Regions from separate parts of the Homo sapiens genome. Here region 2 is linked to region 1. A link is a loop called in an ENCODE intact Hi-C map of the cell type or tissue named here. Cell type or tissue: heart right ventricle. All regions are shown on one strand. Links, peaks and the distances in the headings refer to the core of each region. The heading gives the core; the rest is flanking DNA.

Region 1 (8,338 bases), core at 200-8,199:
ACAGACTTAAAAACCAGAAGGACTGGCGTCTCACTCTACATCTACCACTTACTAGCTGTGTTTCCTTAGGCAAATTATCTGACCCCCATGCATCTCAGGCACTTGGTAGGTACTGTCTATGTTTTGGCTTTTATTATTAACTCATTTAATGTTTCTAAAAATCACCCATTGAAACCTATTCTTTTCTTAATTTTTAAAACCAAGGAGAATGTGCCATTTTTGATATAGTCTCTCCTAAATAATATCCTTCCACATTTCAAACCATTCATAAAAAGCTTGGGTTACACATCAGAGAAATTTTTCTTTGTTTCTGATACCACAATAGTTTTTCACTGTTGCTTTTTTTTTTTTTTTTTTTTGAGACAGAGTCTTGCTCTGTCGCCCAGGCTGGAGTGCAGTGGAGCAATCTCAGCTCACTGCAACCTCCGCCTCCCAGGTTCAAGCAATTCTCCTGCCTCAGTCACCCAAGTAGCTGGGATTACAGGCACACACCACCACGCCCAGCTAACTTTTGTATTTTTAGGAGAGACGGTGTTTCACCATGTTGGCCAGGATGATCTCAATCTCTTGACCTCGTGATCCGCCTGCCTCGGCCTCCCAAAGTACTGGGATTACAGGCATGAGCCACCTCACCTGGCCCCACAATAGATTTTTAATCTAATAATTATCATACCTAAATTCATAGCATTGTATTAATTTAGCCATTTAGACCGAATTGACAAGTCAATTTCAAAGGGGAAAAATATTAAAATAACTTTTCTTCTCTGAACTGACCAAGTCCATGGGTCATTTCTCTGAGTTATATTGAAAGGCCAGAGTTAACTAGCCCATAATTGGTGAAAAATAGATAAAATCGAACATCAGTATATATCCTGTCCAATCAGGCACAGACACACTTTGATTTTGGAGTCACAGAAAACTCTGAATCCCTTTAAGAACTCATGTGATACTAAAGACACCAAGAACAACAAGGACTCTCAGAGCTTCTGGTAGAGGGTTCAACCGGCACTGATGGAACTCTTGGGGATCCCTGCATAGGTAAAAAGTGCAGGTAAGCGTAAAACTGCTCCAGAATTTGGCAATATTATTGCCCTGCAGCATCTGGAATTTCCTTAACTGCTAAACAGCATCACCAGCTGACGACTGATAATAATCCTCCGTGATCTAAAATATTTTGTCTTTACTTCTCTCTTAAATCAACACTTCTGAAATTCTGGTGCGTAAAACTCTCCAGGTGTTTGGTAAAGTGCAGAATGCCAGGACTGATAAGATTCAGCAGGTCTTGGTGGGGCCCAGGAATCATTAGGATTCTAAGCCTCTCAGGTGATTCTGCTTAGCATGGATCAATTGATCCTGCAGAGGAGGCTAAATATAATAGGATGCTGAAAGCTAAAAAGACAGGATAAAGAAGACTTCCCTGGGACAATCTGACCAAAAGAGAAAGGTGGCACTGGCTGGTTAATTTGCCCCATGAAAGATACTCCTGGATACCAGGAAATGTGGCAGGATGGGGTTGGGCAGAGTAGAACTCTGGGGTAATACTGCAATGAAAAGAGGCAGTTTTCTCTCTCATAGGGGCTGTATTGTGAATATCCTTGATTGCATATCCAAGTCTTAGCTCCTGTGTTATCCATCATAACAAAAATAAAAATCTCCTAATATTTTGCAGCAAAACTCAACTCTCTCATGTTTCCCCCGGGAGCTTCCAAAAGGCTAAAAAATTCCCGAGAATGTGTTCCTGGGACCAGTGACATCATCATTAATTTCATAAGAGAAACATTAAGTAGAAATTAGATCTTGTTTAGAATGTACGAATTTTGCCATTAAACACTTGTAGTTTCACAGGGAATTTTCCCTTTGGTTACACAGCATTGGGACTGTTTTTCCTGTGTGTTAAGTAAAAACATTTGCATCGTGTCACTTTCATGGCTCCATGTCAGTGACAGATATTTAGCAAAAGCAAACAAGGTTTCGCCACATTTTTCTTTTAGTAATTAAGTACTGGGTAAGTTTGTCAATTTAGAGAACTTTTTGGATTCCTGTCTAAAGTCTCATGACATATTCATTTAAACTGAAAGTAGATGCTTGCTTTGAAAAAGTATTGACATTTGGGGAGAACGTAGGAAATGCCAGTAACAGAAATAAATGGATTTGGCGACCCTCTTGGTGGCAGTAAAATTTCCCATTAACCACAGTGTGAACTTGGAATGCTGGGCAGACCTCTTAATTACTATTCCTTTGTCGGGGTGTCTGTTGTTGTTGGATTCAAAATTGATGTTCCCAACAAATGAAAAAGATCATGGTTTTTTTTGGCATACTGACTTTACCAGCTCTTCTAAAAAACTGAATTGTGAAAGTCAAATTGTAAACGTCTGACTGAGATGATCTTTACAGAGCACACATGTTTCTGTAGCTCTACTATCTTTCCTGTACAGAAAGAAAAGAAAATCAGATTATATTCTATGTAGCTTCCTTTAGATTCAAGTTTACTGAGCACACCTGGGAAATGTAATGGAAATATAGCATCTAGTTTACTAGGGGTTCACCCTAATTTTTCTGCTTGACTTTCTACAGAAGCCACGTGGAACTGTGTGGAGGACACAGATTCATATTATGTGGTTAAAAGAATTTTAAAAAATATTTTCGCCAGGTGCAGTGGCTCATGCCTGTAATCTCAATACTTTGGGAGGCCAAGGTGGGCAGATCACCTGAGGTCAGGAGTTTGAGACCAGCCTGGCCAACATGGTGAAACCCCATCTCTACTAAAAATACAAAAATTAGCTGGGCGTGGTGGTGGCGCCTGTAATCCCAGCTACTCGGGAGGCTGAGGCAGGAGAATCACTTGAACCCAGAGGCAGAGGTTGCAGTGAGCTGAGATCATGCCACTGCACTCCAGCCTGGGCAACAGAAGCAAAACTCCATCTCAAAAAAAAAAAAAAAAGTCAATTCACAGTCAAACTCATTAGACAGAGTGGCGCAAAAGTGGCACTGGCCTAACAGTTAACATTCAGAGAATAGGCCACTTGCCTCCCTCCCACCCCCCATCCTACCCTTCTCCCACCTGGAAACTGAGAAATGGTAAGATGGAGTCACAGGGCAGCAGAAATGGAGATGCAGCTCACACACACACCTCACACTGGGGATGGCACAGAGTAGGTCCTGAGGAAATGTTAGTCCTGAGTTCCTCTCCTTTGTTTCTTTGGAACGACTCTTGGTGTCTATCGTCATCCAGATGAGGTCACTGCTCTGCACCCAGGCAGTGGAACACCTGCCCCACTGTGCCTTCCTCTGCATCTGCAGGGCTGGTTCTGCGCATGGGGGCGGGCTGGGATAAACTAGTCCCAAGCCAGTTTCACTTCAAAGTGTATGCAAATATATATGCTAAATCCTTTCAAGATTAAGGGAAAGTGTAAAACAATGCTCCCAGGTAGGGACCTAAAAGGGAAGGCAGCTGAGAATAACTTAATTTAGTCAGGATTCATTTGCCCCATAGCTAAAAGGATGCTTTGATGATGCAGTTTAATGCGTGTTCCTGGGTTTAGGCTCAGGCTTGGGGTGGTCTAAATCTCAGCTCTGCCCTCACCAGTTGAATGATGTGTTAGATGCTTCATCTCTAGGAGCCCCAGTGGCCAAAGAGAAATGTGCTTATTATTAAATAATCTCTACCTCTCTAGGTTCCTGTAAGAGTGGAGTAAAAGAACATGAGTGATATGCTTAGCCGAGTGTCTGGCACATAGTAGGAGGCAATAAATGCTAACTCCACTTGCTCCTTTCTCCTCTCCAGCAAGATTCCCAGCTCAAATTTCTACCAGAAGCCTCACAGATGGGTTTTTTTTTTTCAGCAGAGGCAGGATGCTATTACAATGCAAGTACTTCCTCTGGAGAGAAAAGGGACTTTCAAGTTCTTCTCTGGTCTTCTTTTTCTTTTACTTCTCAGTTAAAAGACCAGAAACCTGTAGTTGTAGTTAAAACCACAGATTCTTGCAGCTGGATAATTCTATGAGATCACTTGTTCTCACCCTTTGTTTTAAAGAGATGGAGGCCGGGCACAATGGCTCACGCCTATAATCCCAGCATTTTGGGAGGCTGAGGAAGACGGATCATTTGAGGTCAGGAGTTCGAGACCAGCCTGGCTAACATGGTGAAACCCTGTCTCTATTAAAAATACAAAAATTAGCCAAGCATAGTGGCTCATGCCTGTAGTCCCAGCTACTCAGGAGGCTGAGGCAGGAGAATCACTAAAACCTGGAGGTTGCAGTGAGCTGAGATCAGCCCACTGCACTCCAGTCTGGGCAACAGAGCAAGACTCTGTCACACACACACACACACACACACACACACACACACACACACACACACGGATAGAAACTAAGCCTCAGCAAAGTTTAAATTTCCCCGAGCTGTTCAACTGCAGGGGTAGAAAATGCATTATCTACTTCTGATTCATTGCATATTTTATACCAAGGACCTGAGTTTCAAATTGAAAGTGAGAAATTATGTCCCTGGGCTGATGATAATTAATAATAGTTAAAGCTTATTTCATCTTCATTGGGTAATAGGGCCTATGTTGAGGACTTACACGCATTATTGTATTTAGTACTCATGAAAGATGTAGTTACTAGTATTATTTGCACTTTATACACGAGCAGTTGGAGGCACTGCAAGGTAAAATCCTTTTCCCAAGGTCACATGTAATTTTGCAGTAGAACTGAGACTCAAACTCACTAAGCTCTCCCAGCTGCTAGTCTTGAGGAGAACACACAGGAGGTGGTAGTGAGGCAGCATGATGTGGCAGAAAGCACTGGCATCAGTTTCCTGGCCCTGGGCTCTCTCCTCACGTGATTCTCAGTCTGTAATGGGAGAGTGATGGGCTTGTCCTAGACAACTGGTGTGGGCAGGCTCATGAGACATGAGAAGTGCTGAGCAGAGTGCCATTTAAGTGCCAGTTACTGTTGTCCCTGTCACTTGCAGGAGGAGGGTGGCCAGAAAGCTGAGGGAAGAGAGCCCTGCTATGCTGGCCGGCAGACAAGAGGCAAGGCATGAAAACACCAAACTAAGGGAACTGGGCCCTATATCAGGAGGGTACAAATGGGAGGGAGGTTGGCAGAATTGCTAAGGAGTCACCAAGAAGGGAAGGGGCCTTATTTCATGCTTCCTGGGACAGACCCTGCAGGCCACAGACAGGGGTGGAACATGCATATTCCTCTTTCTGTCCTTCCTATTTCTCTTCCTGGCCTACACAGAGCATTTTTAGATTTAAAAGCCTTTTGATTATGTCTAACAGCCTATATGCCAAATTTAATTGTCTGGGTAAAGTTGATCTCCTACTGGGCTTTAGAAAAAATGTTCAGGCACTTGGTACCCTAAAGTAAGACAAATGTATGCAGAAAGAAATTTTCAATGATTATCCACATTTCTCTTATTCTTTTAATTGAATCAGACTAGTCCCAGCTACTCGGGAGGCTGAGGCAGGAGGATCGCTTCAGCCCAGGAGTTTGGAAGTTTGAAGCTGTTGTGTGCTATGATCGCACCTGTGAATAGCCACTGAACTCCAGCCTGGGCAACATAGTGAGTCCTTTTCTCTTAAAAAAAAAATTCCTCTTTCACCTTGAGTTATTCCAAAAATTATTCCTTTTTCACCTATATCTTGAGTCATCCCAAGTCTTTCAGGCAGCACAGGAGCTCAAGGGGACAAGATAACAAAGGATTCCGGGAAAGATTGTAAAGGGTGAATGGGGTGGGAAAATGATTTTCAGGACAAGGGAGACTACTGAAACTCTTGCACTTGACAAAGCAGTCTGGCCTGTTTAATTATCCTCTGTTAGAAATATTTATGCAATGAAGGAAAATGATGACATTCCAACTCCTTCAAGAGAATGTAAACAAAAACCAGGGGATTCCTCAAAGCTTGCTCCCACCCAGCACTTCCTGGGCAGCTCTGTCTTCAGGTCTCCGCGGTGTTTACTGCAGTCATTACAAAAGGAAAAGGAAAGATTGAGAGAAGATTCCTTGCAAAGCACATGATGGATTTAAAACAACGCAACCTCAACTCATTAGTAATCACAGTATAAATGAGTGGAGTTGCAGTAGGGGAGAGGGACTCACAAAAATAGTTTAATCATTAGCAATCTGTTTACATACAAACAACTGCCAAATCTTGAGTAAGTACATAGACATTCTCGTTATTTCCCAGTAACTTAATTTTGGACAGCCACTGACCATGAAATGATAAAAATGTAAATGAAACCACATTTTAAATGAACTAGGAAAGTTCTCTATTTAAAACCTCAGTCACAGTCTCTAAAATGTAACCTGGCAGGTTAGTATTTCTCATACATTGACAAATGGCCAATCTGGCTGGGGTCTGGGTTTACACAATATGGGAGAGGAGTGAAGAATAAGGAGGAAAGTGGCAGGATTATGGAAAGCCCTGAATGCTAAGACATTTGGACTCTATGTGTGTACGCAATGGATATGAAGTGAATTTCTTAGCTGTCCCTAAATTTATAGGAAGGGTCGAAGAAGAGCAGATGTTGGATTTGGAAGAGCAAAATAATGCACTGTGATAGAAGCAATGAAATAAAGAGCTTCAAAATCAGAAGGAGATCAACAGTGTCATATTCTTCACTGCAGAGAAACTAAGGGAGTAAAAGCTGGCAGAGCAGTGAATGCACTAGACAGCTGTGTGAACAGGTGCAAAGGAGAAGCACCAGGCGCTAACCATTCTTCTTGCCAATTTGATCAAAAGCAAAGAGTGAAGACAACAACTGGAGGGAGCGCCTCAACTGAGAAAGATTCCCTAGGGGGATCTGGGGCATGCTGAAGTTGTGGACTGGAGAGAATTTGAAGACCTAAGAGAGAGCCTGTGGTAATAGAAGAGGAGAGAAATAGAATCAGGAACACATGTGGATTCTACATTAATGACCACTAATGGCTAAAACACAGCACCAAATGTTCAAAAGGATATGGAGCAAATGAATCTTTCCCCATTGCTGATGGAGTGAAAAATGGCACAATTATTTTGGAGAACTGTTTGTCAATTGATATGGTTTGGCTGTGTCCCCACCCAAATCTCATCTTGAATTGCAGCTCCCATAATCCCCACATGTTGTGAGAGGGACCCGGTGGGAAGTAATTGGATCATGGGGGCAGGTTTTCCCCATGTTGTTGCCCTGATAGTGAATAAGTCTCATGGAGATCTGATGGTTTTATAAAGTACAGTTCCCCTGCACACACTCTCTTGCCTGCTGCCATGTAAGATGTGTCTTTGCTCCTGCTTCACCTTGCACCATAATGGTGAGGCCTCCCCAACCATGTGAAACTGTGAATCCATTAAACCTCTTTTTCTTCATAAATTACCCAGTCTCAGGTATGTCTTTATTAGCAATATGAGAACAGACTAATACAGTAATTTCTGAAAACATTAAAGAAACACCCAAATTCTACACCTATATTTATATATTTATATATTACATATAAATATATAAGTATAAAGGTTATATATTGCTTGATTATATCACTTATCTAAAATATATAATATATAAATATATAAATTATATAAAATTAATATACAATATATAATTATTAATATATTTATTTACATATTATATAATATGTAAATAATATATAATATGTATGACATATTTAAATAAATTAAATATATAAATTAAATTAAATATATAAATTATATATTATATATTATATGTTATATATTTATATATTATTTATATAAATAAATATATATTTACCCAAGAAAAATGAACATACAAAGATTGGGAAGTGAATATTCACAACAGCTTTATTCGTAATAACCCATACCTGTAAACAAACAAGTATCCACCCACAGTAAATGGATAAACAAATTATCTAAGATTAATTTCAATAGAATACTACTCAGCAATAAAAAGTAATATGTAACAACATGGATAAGACTAAAAAATTGTGCTAAATGAAAATATCCAGATGCCAAAAATACATACCAAATTATCACTTTAAAATAAAGTTCTAGGCCAAACTAACTTATCGTAAAAAAAATAAAATCAGAACAGTGATTGCCTCAGGGGAGGTGGAAACTTACTGGAAGGAGGTATGGAAGGTCTTTCTGGGGTGATGGAAATTGTCTACGTTATTTTGGGAATAATTATAAGAGCACATAAAATTGTCAAAACTCATTGCACTGAAGACTTAAGATTTGTGCATTTTAATACATGTTAGTTATGCCTCAATTTAAAAAAAAACACACAAACACAGGTATAAACACTAGCCTCATGAAGGAGGCAAGATATTAATAAGGCTTTCTTCTATGGGAGAGCAAAGCAAGCAGGAGTCTACGAACATG
Region 2 (8,338 bases), core at 184-8,183, 1.3 Mb after region 1:
TACTCTGGCCAGTGTTGACATTAGACAAGAAGGGAGCCTGTGGGTATGAGTGGGAAAGGTGAGGGGATCATAACTGGCAGGACCCTGGGAGTTGTGGGCAGGAGCCCACCCCATAGCCCATGCCACTGTCCAGTGAGACCTGGGAATGAAAAATTCAAAAGAGAAGGCAGCAGAAAACTTTTGAGAGAGAGAAAGATAGAGAGAGAGAGAGAGAGAGAGAAAGAGAGAGAGAGTGTGTGTGTGTTGGGTCTGTCAAAACTCCAAATTTCCATCTAGGGGCCAAATATACAGCAAGAACCAGTTGTCAGTTCAAAAGGGCCCCCATCACCATCATAACTAGAATCTTAGCAGCGCAGTGGTAGAAACCTTGGGAAACTAGAAAAAGGATGTTACCTAAAGTCAATTTCTAGAAGACCTTTATGGCAATGAAAAGGAACCAAGAAAATCTAGATGGGCTGAACTTGGAGAACCACAAAGACTCTTGTTTCTAGACTCTAGAAACAGTTAATCTGGGAGTTACTGACACTTTCTCCACTTTTTCATGAATCAGTCCATGAAAGCACAACTCATCGTCATTGAGGAATGGATGATGGTCTATTTTAATTTCTAGCTTGCTGATACAAGTGCCAAGAGGGGCTGAACACTGGGACTACAAGAGATTCAATGAGCCAATTCAGGGTGAATAGTTGGGTCCTATTTTCCCCAAAGCAGTTGCTTTTCAACCATCATTGTCAAAATACATTTGAAGGACACAACACCATAGGGCAATGTTCTAGGGAGATGCAAACTAGCATAAGAGTTGCCCCCACAAAATTTGTTTCCACCACTGTGAGCTCCTGCTTGCTGCCTCCTCCCTTGTCCTGGTCCCCTCCATGGCAGCTGGAGGAAAGCCTGGTCTAAAGTGAGGAAAGGATAGAGAAATGAGCATGACAGAGTTGATTTTTGGATGAACAATGGTTTCACCCAGTTTCCCTTCTTGAGCCCCTGATGTCTGCGTTTGAGTAGAGCAGAGGCTTGGAGTGAGGAGGCCCCTCCCTCCAGCCAGCCTGAGACTACTTCCATACTCTCAGTCAGTGCACATTTTCCCCAGGAAACCAATGACAGAAGTCCATGCTGTGGCAATAAAGAGAAGGTCAGCCACCTCTTCTGTGGAGGATTCTGATGCCAGCTCAGGGACACAGAGGCTGGTCAGAATGCCTCCCTACACCTCACAGTGAAGCATTGTTCTTGGAGAAGTATGAAGCCAAAGAACCCAAAACGAGTGGATAGAGTGAAGACAAGAATAAAACACGTCAGGCAGGGCATGGTGGCTCATGTCTGTAATCCCAGCACTTTGGGAGGCCAAGATAGGCAGATCACCTGAGGTCAGGAGTTTGAGATCAGCCTGGTCAACATGGTGAAACCCAGTCTCTACTAAAAATACAAAAATTAGCTGGGCATGGTCGTGGGCACCTGTAATCCCAGCTGCTCGGGAGGCTGAGGCAGGAGAATCTCTTGAACCTGGGAGGTGGAGGTTGCAGTGAACCAAGATCACGCCATTGCACTCCAGCCTGGGCAACAAGAGTGAAACTCCATCTCAAAAAACAACAGAAAGAATAAAACAGGTCTTGGTTTCACAAAGTAAGACGTGGTACAAATATACCTATCACATGATTTTAGAAAAATTGAGGGAAATGGAAGCAAACACAAGATATTCAAAACAGCAATGTCCTAACTTGTTTGCAGATACCAGAATAATGACTTACAGATACCAGAATAATGAGGGAGAAGGAAAGGGAAAAATCAGTTGGGGAATACTTGGACTGCAAAAGCAGCCTGCCTCAAAAGTCAGAGCAACAGGAAAACACACTCACACACACACACACACACACACACACAAAACAAACAAACAAAAACAAACATGGGTAAAACCTCAGGCTGCACATGCACACAGATAAGCAGACAGGGTCCTGCAGAGAAGCCCATTGTTCTTTGTATAATTAGCAAACTCCCAGGAAAAAGTTTCTTCCCCTTTTCAGGCATATACACGGTGGGCTCCACAGAAACTGGCACAGGGAGGAGGGGGACTTACCTAAAACAAACCCACAGTTATATAAATAAGAGAAGTGGCGCTTTGTGCCTGCCTAAAGACATACCTACAGCTGCATAAGGGGAATTGCACGGACAGCTTTACTGGTAAAAAGTTACTAAAACAGTTACAGGGAGGAGAGCAGTTGCTTATAGAAGTTTACTGCAATCAGCTGCAACCTGGCAATCCACTCGGACTCCCCTCTGCTGCGGAGAGCTTTCTTCTTTAGCTTATTAAACTTTTGCTCCAACCTCATCCTTGTATCCACATTCCTTAACCTTCTTGGATGTAGGACAAAGAACCCTGGGTACTAGTTCAAACAATGAGAAACTGCTACAATAAGATGCATCAGTGAGACTGCAACAATACCTTTGCTCATCATACAAATTAAAAGAAAAATCATTCCCTTTCCCTCAATCACATAGAGAAAAGCACTTAAGTGTTCAGAAGTAACCCTTGTCACACTCCAAATACAAAATGATTTACATGCAGCAAATTACACAAGAAGTGAATTAAAATATAATCATTATATTCACTTGGCACAATTGTAACTCCATTAAAAAAAATTTGAAAAATACTGAAACTGACCTGAATTTAAGTTTCTTCAACAGAAACATTAGCAAAGTAATAAAAAATTACATGAGATGTATCGAAGCAAAATGCCTTCTTGAGTTTTTCCCTTAAATTTCTCTGTGTTTTTTTAAAATATAGTTTTAATGCCAAGGGAACTCACAACTATATTTTAAAATGAATATTATTGCATTGTTTTTGCATTATCTTGTGGGACAGAAATGCAAAGAGTTATGGATTACCACCTTAGAAGTAGAGACAGTGGTCTGTTTTTGTATTCAAACGGTCCCAGATTTAGATCTCCGCACAATTAAACCAGAATAGGGGGATTGTGTACTCACAGGTGCCATGGGCACACGATATGGGTGCATACACATTTGGACATATGTACACAACCTACTACATACACACATGTGTAACACACACAAAGACTCTCTCACCCATGCTCCTCCCTCCCACACCTACCTATACACCCAGGGTAAAATGGAACCCAACTCAATTACCTATATTGTGCAAGATATATCAAGTGCATTGCCAATTACCTTTACATTAGAAAACTAAACCAAGCCAGGAAAAAAAAAAAGGATTACTACTTAAGGGATTTATAACAAATTATTGGGCATACACAATACTTAGTATAATTCTCCAACAAAGGCTTCTATTGAACCCTACCTGGGTAAAGGAAACCACAACCATTTAAATAATACAAGAAAACCAAACCCGAGTTACACTGGCAAAAGTGAAAACAAAGTGGGTGGCTACAGGACTTTGTAAACACTCTCCTTCCTCTCCTCTCCTCTGGGAAAATAAAAACCAAAAAAAAAAAAAAAAAAAAAAAAAGCCCAAAACAAATCAAAAAATGAAAACTGCAAGAAAAGTGTCAAACCACAAAACAAAAGAGCGCTCCACAGAAGCTCAGCACATCTTCATTTGGTGGGCGCTGGTGCCCTTTCCCTGTGGGCGGCGCCAGCTCCTTTCTCGGCTGCCTGCCCAGCTGCTGGGCTGGAGCTCCGCGTGCTGGGTGTAGGTCAAGTGATCCCGTCGCGGGCGGGCGGAGGTGGCCGGGCAGCCGCCGCTGTGCCCGGGTCTGGGGTGAGCTGCACTGCTGCCCTGGGCCCCGGCTCCCACGCCTGTTTCCCGGAGCTCCGCGGCTCCGGCTGCTTCGCCCTCCCTCTGTGGGCTGGGCTGGGGTCCTCGCGAGAAGTCCTGCCCCGCTCCCTTCTCCAAATCCACAGGCCCTGTTTCTCTGGAGACAGGGAGGCTCATACAGGATATGTGCAAATGCTTTTATTACAAGCTGAGTTGAAAGACACCCGTTTGCTCTCGGGTCCTTTTGGTGAGCGCCGCAGGAAGCCGGGCTCCTCTCTCCCCAGAGGCGGCCGCAGGTTCGCGGCGCAGGGCCTGCAGTGCCAGGAGCAGGCAGGGGCCTCTGCCCTCCCCTTCGTCCCTGATCTCCCGCCTCCTCCTCACCCGCCGTCTCTGCGAACTCACCCTGGGCTGCGGCCTTTCTTCCCTCAAAGCAGGCCCTTTACACACCGGACTCCGCGTCTTGTCCCAATACAAATACATGAAAATGCGGTTCCTCAGGTGGCGAGAACAGTGAGCACTTCTGAAGCAAGCCCATTAGGAACATTGAAGTAAATCTGAAGCCTAACGCCCCGGCGCCCTGACTACCGGCTGCCGAGCGGACTCTGCGGTCCCGCAGCTTCCCTGCACTCGCGGCCCTGGACGCGCATCTCCCAGGCTTTTCTGCGCTGGCCCCTGCCGGCATTGGCCAGGTCCCCGCAGTTCACTAAAGGCAAGAGGGCCTCTGCAGGGCTCCGCGGGGCGCCCCGCTGAGGACGCTGTGGGCCTCGCACTCCACCTCGTCTCCTGTGCTGTCACAGGCGGAGGCCAGCTTCTGGGTTGAGACCTCTGTGAACTCCGGGTCTTCAGCAAATTGCCCCAGTCCTGAAATCAAAACCTAGGGGGCGGGGTTGGAGGCCATGAAGAATCAAAGGAACATTATCACTGGAGCTCGACTCCTCTAGAGGGTGGCAGTAAGGGGCTTTTGACGCGGAACTTCGCGGGCCAGTGCATGTGTGTGTGCGTGCGTGTGTGTGCGCATGTGTGAGGGGTTGTGAGGGGTGCTTGTAGGAAATGAGCAGAGAGGGAGCATCAACCGAAGGATTAGGGATGTGTAGGCCGGAGAAGAGAAGTTTTGCCTTGGGTATTAAAAGCCATCATCAAACAAAGACTTGGCTCACAGAGGGACGGGGAAGCCTGCCCTGCTGCTTCCTAGGCCTACCCCAGCCTGCCCTTCTCTTCTCTCTGATGCCTTTCGTATTATTCCTCCCAAGAAACCTTCATTCTCCCTGCTGAAACTGTAGCCCCGAGCCCACTGCCCATAGCCAGCTGGCTGTATTTCCTGGGGTGAGGATCCAGAAGTATGCATGGAAACACCGTGCACGCACCTGCTCGGAAGGGCCAGCAGGCGACGCCTAAAACTTCTCCATCCTCCCTGTTGGCAGCTTTATGCCTGGCTACGGGAAAACAAGCTCCTGAGACAAAGGATGGGAGGAAGCCACAGAGCGCACCTCGCACAGCTCCTCCCGGGTGTCTATTCGTCTTTCTCCCAACCCACATCACTCTCTCCTGACGCTGCCTAATTTTACTTTGGAGCTCCTGCCCCTTCCTGACCCGTTGCATACGTGTTTATTTATTATCTGTCTCCCCTCACCACAATGTGAGTCACTAGTGCGGAGGCTCTGTTTCTCAGCTGTGTCCCCGCACCTAGAACAGCACCTGCACATGGTAGGTGCTCAGGAGAGATCTGTGAAATGAATAAAGGATAACAAGGCCACATAAAGCATCAGAGTTTTGGAGTTTCAAGGGACCTTCGAAGCCATCTGGTTTAACTCCCCATCTCCTGCATGACAGCCTGATGACTGATGGGCACCATCTCTGCTTGTATATGTCTAGTGATGGGAGGCTCGCTACTTTTTAGGAAATGCCCCCTCATTTTGGGAGAGCTCAGTTGGGAATGTCTTCCTCATGTCAGCTGAAATGTCCCCGCCTGTCCGTTGAGCTAGTTGCTCCAGGAGCGTGACCCTTTCCCCATGCCTCCCATTGCAGGTGTGAGATGCCCAGCACAGCCTCTGAAGTCATCTCCTTTCCTGGTTTACCTAATTCCTTCAACCAGTTCTCCTATGAAATGGTTCCTAGGGACCTTGCCATCCTGATCATCCTCTTTTGGGTTTGTTCCAATTTGTTGAAGGTCCCTTAAAATATGGTGCCAGGATGCTCTAGATGCTCTCACCAGGCAGAGTACAGTGGAACTGAAAGCTCTCTTGTTCTAGCTAGACAAGCGGCTCTCAAGCTGGCTGTGCGTTAGAATCATCAAAGGGCTTTTAAAAATATCAGTTTCACTTGTCATGGATTTCCAAAGCACCACAGGTGATTCTTATGAGCAGTCAGCATTGAGCACCACAGATCCTGACCTTCTCTGTGCATAAATACAGTCCAAAATCACATTTCCATCTTGTGCAATCACAGCACATGGCTGGCTCATACGATGGAGCCTCGAGGCCTTTCTCGAGGTTTACCGGCCTATGGTAGGGATACTTTTCTCAGTAGCTTCTTTCTCTGCCTGTATCAGGCCCAGCCTCAAGAGAGCCAGTAACATCTTGTGTGGTCATATTTTCCCAAGCCAGCCATCCTTCTATAGCCCTGAGAGGGAAGGGAGGGTCTTTCTGGCTCAGAGGCTTGACATACCATCAGTTTGGAAAGAGCCAGGTTCTCCCTTCTCAGCTCCGCATGCCAAGTCCCCTTGCTGCCCATGGCCTCTCCCTCCCCTGTCTGCTGTGTGATGGGGAGTCATGTACCACTTCACCAGGCTGCTGGCACTGGCATGGAATTGCCTCCTAGGGTCCCAGCCTGGCTGCCCACCATGGAGAAGATAGGCCGGGCTCTTTGGTTTGTGCTGCCAACCCTGTGCCAGGGGGTGGTGTCTTCAGCACAGGAGCTGCAGTGGTTGGACAGGACACTGCTGGTGAGGTCCTTGCTGGACTCAGCCACCTCCCGCACAGGGTGGGAATCAGCTGCAGGGCCTGCCTGGGCTGGGGGCTATGGCAGGGGTGGTGGAGAATGGCCTGGGAATGAGGCAGGGGAATGGCTTCTCTGAAGAAGAGGGCTCAGGCCCACCGCTGAAAATGCCTGTGGACACACAAACAGTGGGAGTTGTTGGGAGTGGTTGGCGCCAGGCAAGGCAGGCCCCTGCTTCTGAGCAACCACTGCTTTGCAGCTGTTGTTTCCAGCTAGTTCCACCCACCTGGGATTCACATGCCATCATTTTCACCCATCTCAATCCTACCTCATCAGACCTGGCATGAGTCTCAACCATCTCAAAATATATTTTATGTTATCTCAGTGCAATGTGGCCTGCTTCTCCTCTAACTTCAGAAAGCTGTGGCTGAGTGGAATCAAGATAATCTGCATTTCAGCCCTGGCCCTGTCACCTAGTAGCTGTGAATTCTCTCACTCTTGGTCTTCTCATCAGTATAATAGAGAATGATGATGCCTGTATCTTCTATAAACCAGAACACAGATGCCCTCTTTATCAATCCACCTTACAGGGTTGGTGTGAGGTTCAAGCAAAATAAGGTCTGTGAAGAAGTACAGTGCACATCTCACAGAGCTAGACCAAACCAGTATTTGCTGTTTTAATTTTTGCAATTAATTGGGCCATTAACAATGCCCCATCAGCCTCTAGCTCAGGTTGTCGTTGATCCATAGTTTAAGTCTTACACTGTATTGTAATCAAACGATTTACATATCGTGTCCTCTGTCCCAGCATGTTCTTGAGCATCCTGAGGGCAGGGACCAGCCTTGACGACCCACCCTGGCAGAGGCTCCCCAGCAGCAGCTGCTCTGACGAGATGTGCTCCCAGGAGAGAGCAACACTGTGTGGGGAAAGCCCAGCTCTGAGAGGCGGAGAAAATGGGAAGATCACCACCTAGGTGGGAGGGCGGAGAAAGGGATAAAGAGGAGTACAAAATAAAGATGACCTTCTTGCCTACCAGCAGGCTGAGAACAGATGGGGGAAATCAACTGTTAGAAATATTTTAGAGTGCAGCAAACCACCATGGCGCATGTGTACCTGTGTAACAAACCTGCACGTTCTGCACATGTATCCCAGAACTTAAAATAAAATAAGTAAAAAAAAAAGAATAATAAAAGAAAAAAGAAATCTTTTAGAATAACGCACACAGTGTCCCCACATTTTGCCACGTCCCTATCCCAGCTCATCATGGTCCCAACCTGGGGCTCCTGGGTCCCTGGAGATCTAGGAAAAGTTTAAGGTATGTTCAATATTTTGGAAAGCCCAGTGGAAATCATACCTTTTTAGGCAACGCCACCTGGGCTAAGCAAAACAGTGCATTTCTTTGACGTCAGTTGGGTCACACTTGTCATCTTATGCAGATTATGAACTTCGATTAGCAGCTGAATGCCTTTGGGTAAAAAAAAAATTATTTAAAGCCTAGGTCCATGTAGGGAATATATAATTAAATGAGTAAAACTTCAGGAAACCAAGGTTTAGACCTCATCTTGCCTGGGGTTAATAGAATGATCTTCGATAACTCTTTAAGTGAGTAGTCCTAAATACCAAGAATACGTTTGGTACTGGCATCTTGCATTTCACTATCTCAGCTAGAGCCAGCC

What was found. Hi-C counts contacts between places; a loop is a spot of excess contacts. Peaks named below come from ENCODE experiments on the same cell type or tissue, not always from the same donor. Only the 100,000 strongest peaks of a DNase experiment are listed, where the experiment ranks them.
Region 2: it touches region 1 in a loop (2.7-fold over the local background); 2 of 110 quality-filtered maps call a loop at or near these places.

Annotation. Positions count from the first base shown.
Region 1 is chr12:29,541,318-29,549,655 of GRCh38, forward strand. All of the region lies in intron 10 of TMTC1 (transmembrane O-mannosyltransferase targeting cadherins 1), which reads right to left. The region is part of intron 5 of LOC105369714 (a long non-coding RNA gene); the gene reads left to right. Among named protein-coding and RNA genes, the nearest start is that of OVCH1, 48 kb to the left of the region's middle. In heart right ventricle, for the core only: no CTCF peak of the experiment used is centred there; no DNase peak of the experiment used is centred there; H3K4me3 peaks cover 687 bases; H3K27ac peaks cover 2,089 bases.
Region 2 is chr12:30,818,853-30,827,190 of GRCh38, forward strand. No RefSeq gene overlaps it. Among named protein-coding and RNA genes, the nearest start is that of LINC00941, 27 kb to the left of the region's middle. In heart right ventricle, for the core only: CTCF peaks have their summits at 3,603 and 4,479; DNase peaks (open chromatin) are centred at 3,709, 4,246 and 4,406; H3K4me3 peaks cover 2,106 bases; H3K27ac peaks cover 1,881 bases.